Regions from separate parts of the Homo sapiens genome. Here regions 1 and 2 are each linked to region 3. A link is a contact called in ENCODE Hi-C or POLR2A ChIA-PET data. All regions are on one chromosome and are shown on one strand. Each heading gives the region's core, a stretch centred on a gene start or an enhancer-like site at or near the end of the contact. The rest is flanking DNA. Distances are from core to core; before and after follow the strand shown.

The links. Hi-C counts contacts between places; a loop is a spot of excess contacts on that map. ChIA-PET counts read pairs that join two places held with the same protein, here RNA polymerase II (POLR2A). Pooled maps may share reads with other maps.
Region 1: a map with no recorded cell type shows a loop between it and region 3 (4-fold over the local background). The contact joins two enhancer-like sites. A Hi-C loop is called at or near these places in 1 of 37 single-sample maps with no recorded cell type and 2 of 50 pooled maps. POLR2A ChIA-PET finds 5 or more read pairs at or near these places in 1 of 52 experiments (PC-9).
Region 2: a map with no recorded cell type shows a loop between it and region 3 (27-fold over the local background). The contact joins two enhancer-like sites. A Hi-C loop is called at or near these places in 4 of 37 single-sample maps with no recorded cell type and 4 of 50 pooled maps.

Annotation. Positions count from the first base shown.
Region 1 is chr20:4,134,298-4,137,009 of GRCh38, forward strand. No RefSeq gene overlaps it. Among named protein-coding and RNA genes, the nearest start is that of SMOX, 13 kb to the right of the region's middle. RefSeq lists enhancers at 617-1,416, 725-1,924. Within about 2 kb of position 1,379, at least 7 of the 41 ENCODE cell types and tissues checked have a DNase peak (open chromatin) inside an H3K27ac peak, as active enhancers do.
Region 2 is chr20:5,690,682-5,693,524 of GRCh38, forward strand. No RefSeq gene overlaps it. Among named protein-coding and RNA genes, the nearest start is that of SHLD1, 58 kb to the right of the region's middle. Within about 2 kb of position 1,415, at least 2 of the 41 ENCODE cell types and tissues checked have a DNase peak (open chromatin) inside an H3K27ac peak, as active enhancers do.
Region 3 is chr20:5,077,369-5,080,068 of GRCh38, forward strand. It overlaps a transcript of TMEM230 not described here. Among named protein-coding and RNA genes, the nearest start is that of TMEM230, 34 kb to the right of the region's middle. RefSeq lists an enhancer at 1,549-1,618. Within about 2 kb of position 1,288, at least 23 of the 41 ENCODE cell types and tissues checked have a DNase peak (open chromatin) inside an H3K27ac peak, as active enhancers do.

The sequences.
Region 1 (2,712 bases), core at 129-2,628, 940 kb before region 3:
GATAAAAATCCAAGCTCTAGCGAGTGACCAGGGCTCTAGACGTAGATTCAGCAGACACCACGTTGAAGCCATGGGGCTAGCGAGAGTGTGGGGAAGGGGAGGCAGTCAGGACCAAGAGGGGCCCTCCCACATTCAGAGGAGCATTGTCCCGTGAGGCAGGAGGAAAACCGGGAGAGTGTAGGGTCCGAGACGTCTACAGCAGAAAGCCTTCCCAGAGGGAGGCAGCGGTCAGTGGACTGGATGTTTCTGAGAGATTGAGCGAGGTGGGGACCATCGGATTTGGCCACGTGGGAGGTGCTGGAAAAGGAAGCTGGCCTGCAGTGGGCTGGGAAGGAAGGAGCTGGGGATGGGAAGGACCCACAAGCCTTGAAGAAGGTTTGCTGTGAATATCACGGAGGAGGGGCGTGGTCGCTGGAGGCAGATAAGGAGGTTAGGGTAACCTTGTTTTGTTTAGATGAGAGCGGCTGGAAAATGTGTGTATTTTTATGGGAACAGTCCATGAGACAGGGAGAGATGGAAGAAACAGGAGAGGAGGGAGAACTGAAGGAGGAGGGGCACAGTGGAGTGAATGGCTTTTGCTAGGAGCAGGATGCCTCCCGTGTCTCAGAAGGGACAGCAGGGTGGGACAGACAGCCCCTAGGACAGGGTTGAGTGATTTCCCCAGCAGCGCTCTCTCTCTGAGAGCTCTCTGGGGTGTGTGCAGAGAGCGTAGTAGGTGGGTCTAACTCCATCAGTGATTCTCAAAGTGAGCTTGATGGGCGAGCAGCATCGGCATCACCAGGAAACTAAGAAATGCAAACCGTGGGGCACCACCCCAAACCTACTGGATCCGAAACTCCGCGGGCGGGGCTCAGCCATCTGTTTTTCACAAGCTCTCCAGGTGATTCTGAAAGTTTGAGAAGCACTGAACTAGGGCGAAGGAGCCCAGCGCATGCAGATGACCCAAAACGTCTGGATGAGAATGGCTTCAGTTCTTCGAGGAGGCAGAAGTTCATGTGGTATGAGCTCCAGGGGTGTCTTCTCTCTTCGCCAGGGACAGAACTATAAGTAAACCCTGGAAATTTCCAAGCATGGAATGCCATTCAGAGGAACTCTGAATCTTTCTAATGAAGGATTATTTATCAAGACAAACAACACACTTCAATGTACCTATTCTTTTTCCACGCCTGCATTTGAATATCAGGTTTCACCTATCTTGATCTTTGCTCCTGCCAGCAGTGATTTGAAAGGACCCTGGACTCTGTCTCCCTGGGTCACCTCTTTCAGGGTTGTCCCGAAGACCTTCTTGTGGCCTGGTCCATCTTTCCACATGGCTCAATTCCAGTTTTCATTTCTGTTGGGAAATAGCAGTGACCTGGCTTGGCCATTCTCTGTGGGAGGCCTTTTTCTTCTCTGCTGAAATAAAGACAAAGATGACTCAGCCTCTCCCAACCTCCAGGATTTCCCAGTCCTTCCAGTGACTCAGAGGATGGTCTATTTAATGGGTAACTAACAGCTCCTCCCAGGAAGTTGGCGGCCCCAGCCTCCCCCTACCTGAGTCACCAGCTCTGGGATGCTCCCATCAAGGCACAGTTACCTTCGAGACCAGGGGAGGCAAACCAAGAAAGATCAGCAATAAGTGGATCAGGAAAGAGGACAGAAGCTGAAAGGCTAGATTTGTTCCTCATTTGCTGGCGGCCTTGGGTGGACCAATGGAGGGCTCAGTGTCCCTATTTGAAAATGGAGAAATTGTGTATCCTCTGATATCATAGCTGCCCCAAAGGAGAGAAGATAAGCCCAGCCCTCTGGAACTTTTCTGTGCAAAAGGAAGGGAACCCTGGGGGTGGGTTTATCCTTGAGGATTTCTAGGACAAGCTGTAGCAGGGGCAGGGCATAGCAGGAGAGTGGAGGAAGGTGGGGTGAGGGGCAGGAGGTCAGATATGGGGTGGGCTGGCCAGGGGCAGGGCCGGAGCGATAAGTGGGAGGCAGGGAAGCTTGGCGAGGAGCAGGACCTGGAGGGCGCAGGGCACCTGGTGGGAACAGTAGCCCAAGACCTTGGTTTTGTGATGTCCTCAATTTTGCCCTGCTTTCTTCTCCCTGACTCCTTCACTACTTCTTTGCCTTTGCTCTTCTCCATTCCTCTCCTCCCCCTTCTCTTTTCTCTCCTCCTTCCCTCTCTCTTGCATCACTGAGAGCATGGAGGCAGCCTTCCCATGGGTTGAGCGTTTCCTTCCTGTTTAGATAGTGAGTGGCATCTGCTTTTGGAGCAGCCATCGGTCCATCCTGTTTACTTGTTGCTGACCCAGTGGGTTGTGGCCAGCGAGGCCATCCACCAGGACCCCCACAGGGTGGAGTGGGAACCAGGGCGCTGACACACACACAGGCATACACATAGCCATGACCAGGTCAGGCTGCCCTACTGGAGTTGATGTTTGGGATGCTGTGGGATTGGCAGCTGGGCCGAGGTCATCTCCTGTGCTGTTGACACGGATGCCCCAGCCTGCCTGGCATGGCTCAGGGCTCGGAAAAGATCTGACTGAGGCTGAGCACGCGGCCTGCAGCTGCTCACAGGGTCAGGGGAGGAGTAAGAAGCAGAAAGGGAGATGCCGGAGGGGCGACATTAGGAGGCACCTTGTCCGGTGGTGCTGTGATTCCTCATGAAGGAGTTAGAGCCAGACAAGATAAAGGGCTTACAGGACGGGTGCCCTTCACCACACCGCCTCCCTGTTCCAC
Region 2 (2,843 bases), core at 165-2,664, 610 kb after region 3:
CCTACGACCACAAGGAACTAAATTTGACCAACACCTGAAGGGGATCCATCCCCAGAGCTTGCAGTAGGGAACCCAGCCCTGTCACCACCTTGAGTGAGGCTTTCTGGGGCCCTGAGCAGATGACTCAGTTGAGCCAGAGTTTTTGAGAGTGGGGCTCTGACCTACAGAACTGTGAGACAATAAATGAAATTGCTTTAAGCCACTCCATTTGTAGTAATGCTATAGCAGCAATAGGAAACCTACACCCTGACATGTCAACTAACTACTGCAAGCCAATGTGAATACGACCTTCATGGAGTGTGTCCCAGGCCATGGGCAGAAGAGGGAATAGCCAGCTCTGCTAGGGAAAGTGAAGAAGGCTTCTCAGAGAAGGCATGCTTTGGGTCCTCTAGAGGTGGAGCCTGAGATGAGATTCCAGTGCAAGCAATGGTTTTGGGTGATGTTCCCAGGAATCAACAGTAAGGGAGTGACAGAGTGAGACAGAAAAAAGGAAAGAAGTCAGTAAAAGTGTGTGCGGTGGCTCATGCCCGTAATCCCAGCACTTTGGGAGGCTGAGGTGGGCAGATCATGAGGTCAGGAGTTTGAGACCAGCCTGGCCAACACGGCAAAACCTCATCTCTACTAAAAATACAAAAATTAGCCGGGCATGGTGGCGGGCGCCTGTAATCCCAGCTACTCCGGAGGCTGAGTCGGGAGAATGGCCTGAACCCGGAAAGGCAGAGGTTGCAGTGAGCCAAGATTGTGCCATTGCACTCCAGACTGGGCGACAAGAGCAAGACCCCCATCTCAAAAAAAAAAAAAAAAAAAGTGAATCAGGCTGGGCATGGTGGCTCACACCTGTCATCCCAGAACCAGAACTTTGGGAGGCCAAGGGGGACTGATAACTTGAGCTCAGGAATTAGAGACCAGCCTGGGCAACATGACAAAACCCCGTCTGTACAAAAAACACAAAAATTAGCTGGGAGCGGTGGTGCATGCCTGTAGTCCCAGCTACTTGGGAGGCTGAAGTAGGAGGATTGCTTGAGCCTGGGAAGTCAAGACTGTGGTGAGCCGGGATCACGCCACTGCACTCCAGCCTGGGTGACAGGGCCAGACCTTGTTTACAAAAAAAAAAAAAAAAAAACACCAAACTTATTAAGCAAGTTACCATTGTAGGCAGCTGGAGCTTTATCCTTCTCGGGGATGCTGGGAAACTGTAGATTTTGTCTGGGAGGGATGGAGGGACGGGGATTTATGCATCTGCTTCCATCAATATTGGTTGGGAGCCTCTTTTGGGGCCATTAATTCCCTAGTACTCAGCCCTTCGATGTATGTATGCAGAGCAGGCACCAACAGTTTCAGAAAACACTCAGGCAAAAGGTTGCAGGTGCTAGCACTTGGCAGTCTGATTGGTGTGCACTGAACCAGTGAGGCCAAGGGGCCAAGGGAAGGGGGAGCACCGGCAGCATTTGAAGGGAGTGAGGGTTTACCAGGCAGAGACCAGAGCAGGTGTTGCAGGCAGACGGAAATGGTTATGCACACAGAGGCCCAAAAACAAGCAAAAGAGTTCTGTGAAGTGGCTAGAGGATTTGAATCTGGAGTTGGACAAACAGGTTTGAATCCTGACTCTGACTCCTCACTGCTTATTCTCCTTAGGCAAGTCACTCCACTGCTCTGAGCATCAGCTATATGATGGGAATTATGGTAGGACCTGCCTCATTGTGCTGTCACAAGGATTAAATTATTTTATTTTATTTTATTTTATTTTATTTTATTTTATTTTATTTTATTTTATTTTTTGAGATAGAGTCTCGCTCTGTGGCCCAGGCTGGAGCGCAGTGGTGTGATCTCCACTCACTGCAACCTCTGCCTCCTGGGTTCAAGCGATTTTCCTGCCTTAGCCTCCCAAGTAACTGTGATTACAGGCGCGCGCCACCACCCTGCCTGGCTAAGTTTTGTATTTTTAGTAGAGATGGAGTTTCACCATGTTGGCCAGGCTACACTCGAACTCTTGACCTCAGGTGATCCACCCACCTTGGCCTCCCAAAGTGCTGGGATTACATGCATGAGCCACCATGCCCAGCCACAGGATTAAATTAGGTTATGCTTTAAAAGAGTATGGCACCTGGTCAGCCCTCAATAATGATAAGCAATACTTCTGTTGTTGTCCCACCAGTGGGTGAATGTTGGCTAGTTGGCTATGCCCACACAAAGAGTGCATGGAGACAAGGGGTCCAGTGGAGTAGTAGGCCAGAAAGGTGGGTAGCAGCTTCGAGGTACCCTGTGAGGTATTTTCAATTGTAGGCTCACCCAGACTGAACCAAGCACAGCTCACACTTGTAATCTCAGTGCTTTGGGAGGCCGAGGGAAGAACACTTGAGAGGCCAGGGGTTCAAGACCAGCCTGGGCAACAAGGAAAGACCCCATTTCTACAAAATAATAATAATTTAAAAAAAAATAGGCACAGTAGTGAGTGTCTGTAGTCCTAGCTACTCAAGAGGCTGAGGCAGGAGGATTGCTTGAGCCCAGGAGTTCGAGGCTGTAGGGAGCTATGATTGTACCACTGTACTCCAGCCTGGGTGACAGAGCAAGACTCCATTAAAAAAAAAGTGAGAGGCCGGGCACGGTGACTCCTGCCTGTAATCCAGCTTGACCAACATGGAGAAACCCTGTCTCTAGTAAAAATACAAAATTAGCCAGGCATAGTGACACATGCCTGTAATCCCAGCTACTCAGGAGGCTGAGGCAGGAGAATCGCTTGAACCTGGGAGACGGAGGTTGCAGTGAGCCAAGATCGCACCATTGCACTCCAGCCTTTTTTTGCACACAAAAAAGGTGGGCGGGAGGGGGAGGCTTATTTTTAG
Region 3 (2,700 bases), core at 38-2,537:
TATCCTAAATGTTGAGGTTACACAGTGACCAAAATAGACAAAAATCTGGTCCTTGGCCTGGTGTGGTGGCTGACGCCTGTAATCCCAACATTTTGGGAGGTGGGTGGATCACCTGAGGTCAGGAGTTCCAGACCAGCCTGGTCAACATGGCAAAATCCCGTCTCTACTAAAAATACAAAAATTAACTGGGCATGGTGGCGCACACCTGTAATCCCAGCACTTTGGGGGGCTGAGGTGGGTGGATCACTTGAGGTCAGGAGTTCAAGACCAGCTTGACCAATATGGTGAAACTCCATCTCTACTGAAAATACAAAAATTAGCAGGGTGTGGTGGCAGGCGCCTGTAGTCCCAGCTACTTGGGTAGTTGAGGCAGGAGAATCACTTGAACCTGGGAGGCAGAGGTTGCAGTGAGCTGAGATTGCAACAGCGCACTCCAACCTGGGCAAGAGAGCAAGACTCAACTAAAAAAAAAAAAATCTGTGCCCTTGTGGATTCCATCTTACTAGGGGAAATACTTGTAAGTAAGATAAATTTGTGAAATATATACTATGATGGTAGTGAGTATTAAGGAGAAAAATGAATCAGGATCAGAGATAAGTAGCATGGGGCCTGGGGGCTTAGCTTCACTGAGGTGATATTTGTATCAACACTTCATGAATGACACACAGACATCAACCTCACTGCCCCATGGAAGTATAATCTGAGGCAGAGCAGTAGAAACTGGCTCAGGAGAAAAGGGAGGATGCAGACATGTCAATTAGACACAGCCAAAGATGCTTCATGATTTCCTGGGTGTGTGACCTGTGTAGACGCCCAGGGACCCATGCTTAGAGGGACTCTGTGCTTGATTTAATGCTCTGCTGTCACCCTCTTGAAGTTTTTAATCAGTTTTTAAACAAGGGACTGCGCATTTTCATTTGGCACTGGGCCCCACAAGTTACAAGTTATGTAGCCGGTCCTTCACTCTGTTGAATAAACAATGGCTTCTCCCTATCACCCTCTTTGGAAGCACAGATACTCCCAGCAAATGCTAATCATTCATGTTTCTAATTTCCTGGGGTGACTTGTTTTTCCTCTAACAGGTGTGAAGTATGAGATAGAGACTGTATCATCCAGGGTAGGCTGGGATATGCTGCATGACAGAAACCCCCAAATCTAGTGGCTTAACACAACAAAGGTGTACTTCACTCTCGCACTTTGTGTTCATTATGGGTCAACGCGGGGCTCTGTTGTGCATCACGATCACTCTAGGACCGTGGCAGAGGGAAAGTGAAACTGGCGGTTAGAGCCGCTACTCAGAAATGACACATATTGCTTGAACTCACATTTCCTCGCCAAGGCAAGTCATGTGGCGACGCCCTCCTTTAAGAGATGAGGAAGTTCAATCCAAACATGAGCCCACAGAACTGGGCCACTTGTCTTTTGGTGTGTTTTTTTGAGACACAGACTCTTGCTCTGTTGCCCAGGCTGGACTGCAGTGGTGTGATCATGGTTCCCTGCAGCCTCAACCTCCTGGCCTCGAGCAATCCTCCTGCCTCAGCCTTCCAAGTAGCTGGGACTACAAGCATGCACCAATGGGCCCAGCCTACATTTGTTAATTAGTTATTCCAACACTATTTATTAAACAAGCTATCCTTTCTCTGGTGATTTTAATTGCCCATTTATCACATACAAAATTTTGCTGATATTTGTGACTCTTTTTGCATAGTGTTTCTGTTCCATTGATTTTTCTTTCAATGCCTATGCAGAATCACCCTGTTTTAATTTCTGTAGGTTTATAATGCCATTTTATTTTATTGTTTTAGAGACAGGGTCTTGCCATGTTGCCCAGGCTGGCCTTGATCTCCTGGGTTCAAGGAATCCTCCTGCCTCAGCCTTCTGAGTAGCGGGACTACAGGCACAAGACAGCATGCCTGATTTGTAATGTCATTTAATATCAAAGAGGTTAAGTATTCTCAAGTTTCCCCTTTGACTTTTCCTTGGCTATTATATTAATCTTTTATTTCTAGATAGATTTCAGAACCACTTTGTTGAATTCCCCCACTCCTTCTATGTGATTTTGATTAGAATGGAATTGCATTTGTAGATGAATTTGCATTTCTTTATAATATTGAGACTTTAGGTTTTTGTTTTGTTTTTAGAGACAGCTTGCTCTGTCACCGAGGCTGGAGTGCAATGGCACAATCATAGATCACTACAGCCTCCAACTCCTGAGCTCAAGTCATCTTCCCACCTCAGCTGGGACTACAGGTGCATGCCACTGCACCCAGCTTTTACTAGTGTAATGAAATAATCTTTCCATCTCCTGGGAGAATGGTCACTCACGACTGAAATTCACTGAAATTTTTAAAAAAGAAGAAAAAAAAATTGGAAAGCCTTATTTTCTCTCTCTCCTTTCTTTTTTGAGACAGGGTCTTGCTCTGTTGTCCAGGCTGGAGTGCAGAGGTGCGATCCTGGCTCACTGCAACCTCTGCCTCCCAGGCTGAGGTGATCCTCCTGCCTCAGCTTCCCGAGTAGCTGGGACTACAGGTATGCACCCCCATACCTGGCTAACTTTTGTATTTTTAGTTTAAAAAACTGCATAGTTTTTGTTTGTTTGAAAAAAATCATTACATCTTACTGAGATACTTAAGAAGATTATTTTATAAAACTAATAAAAGCTGGGTTACTATCTTCAGTAACTTTCTATTAATTTGATCT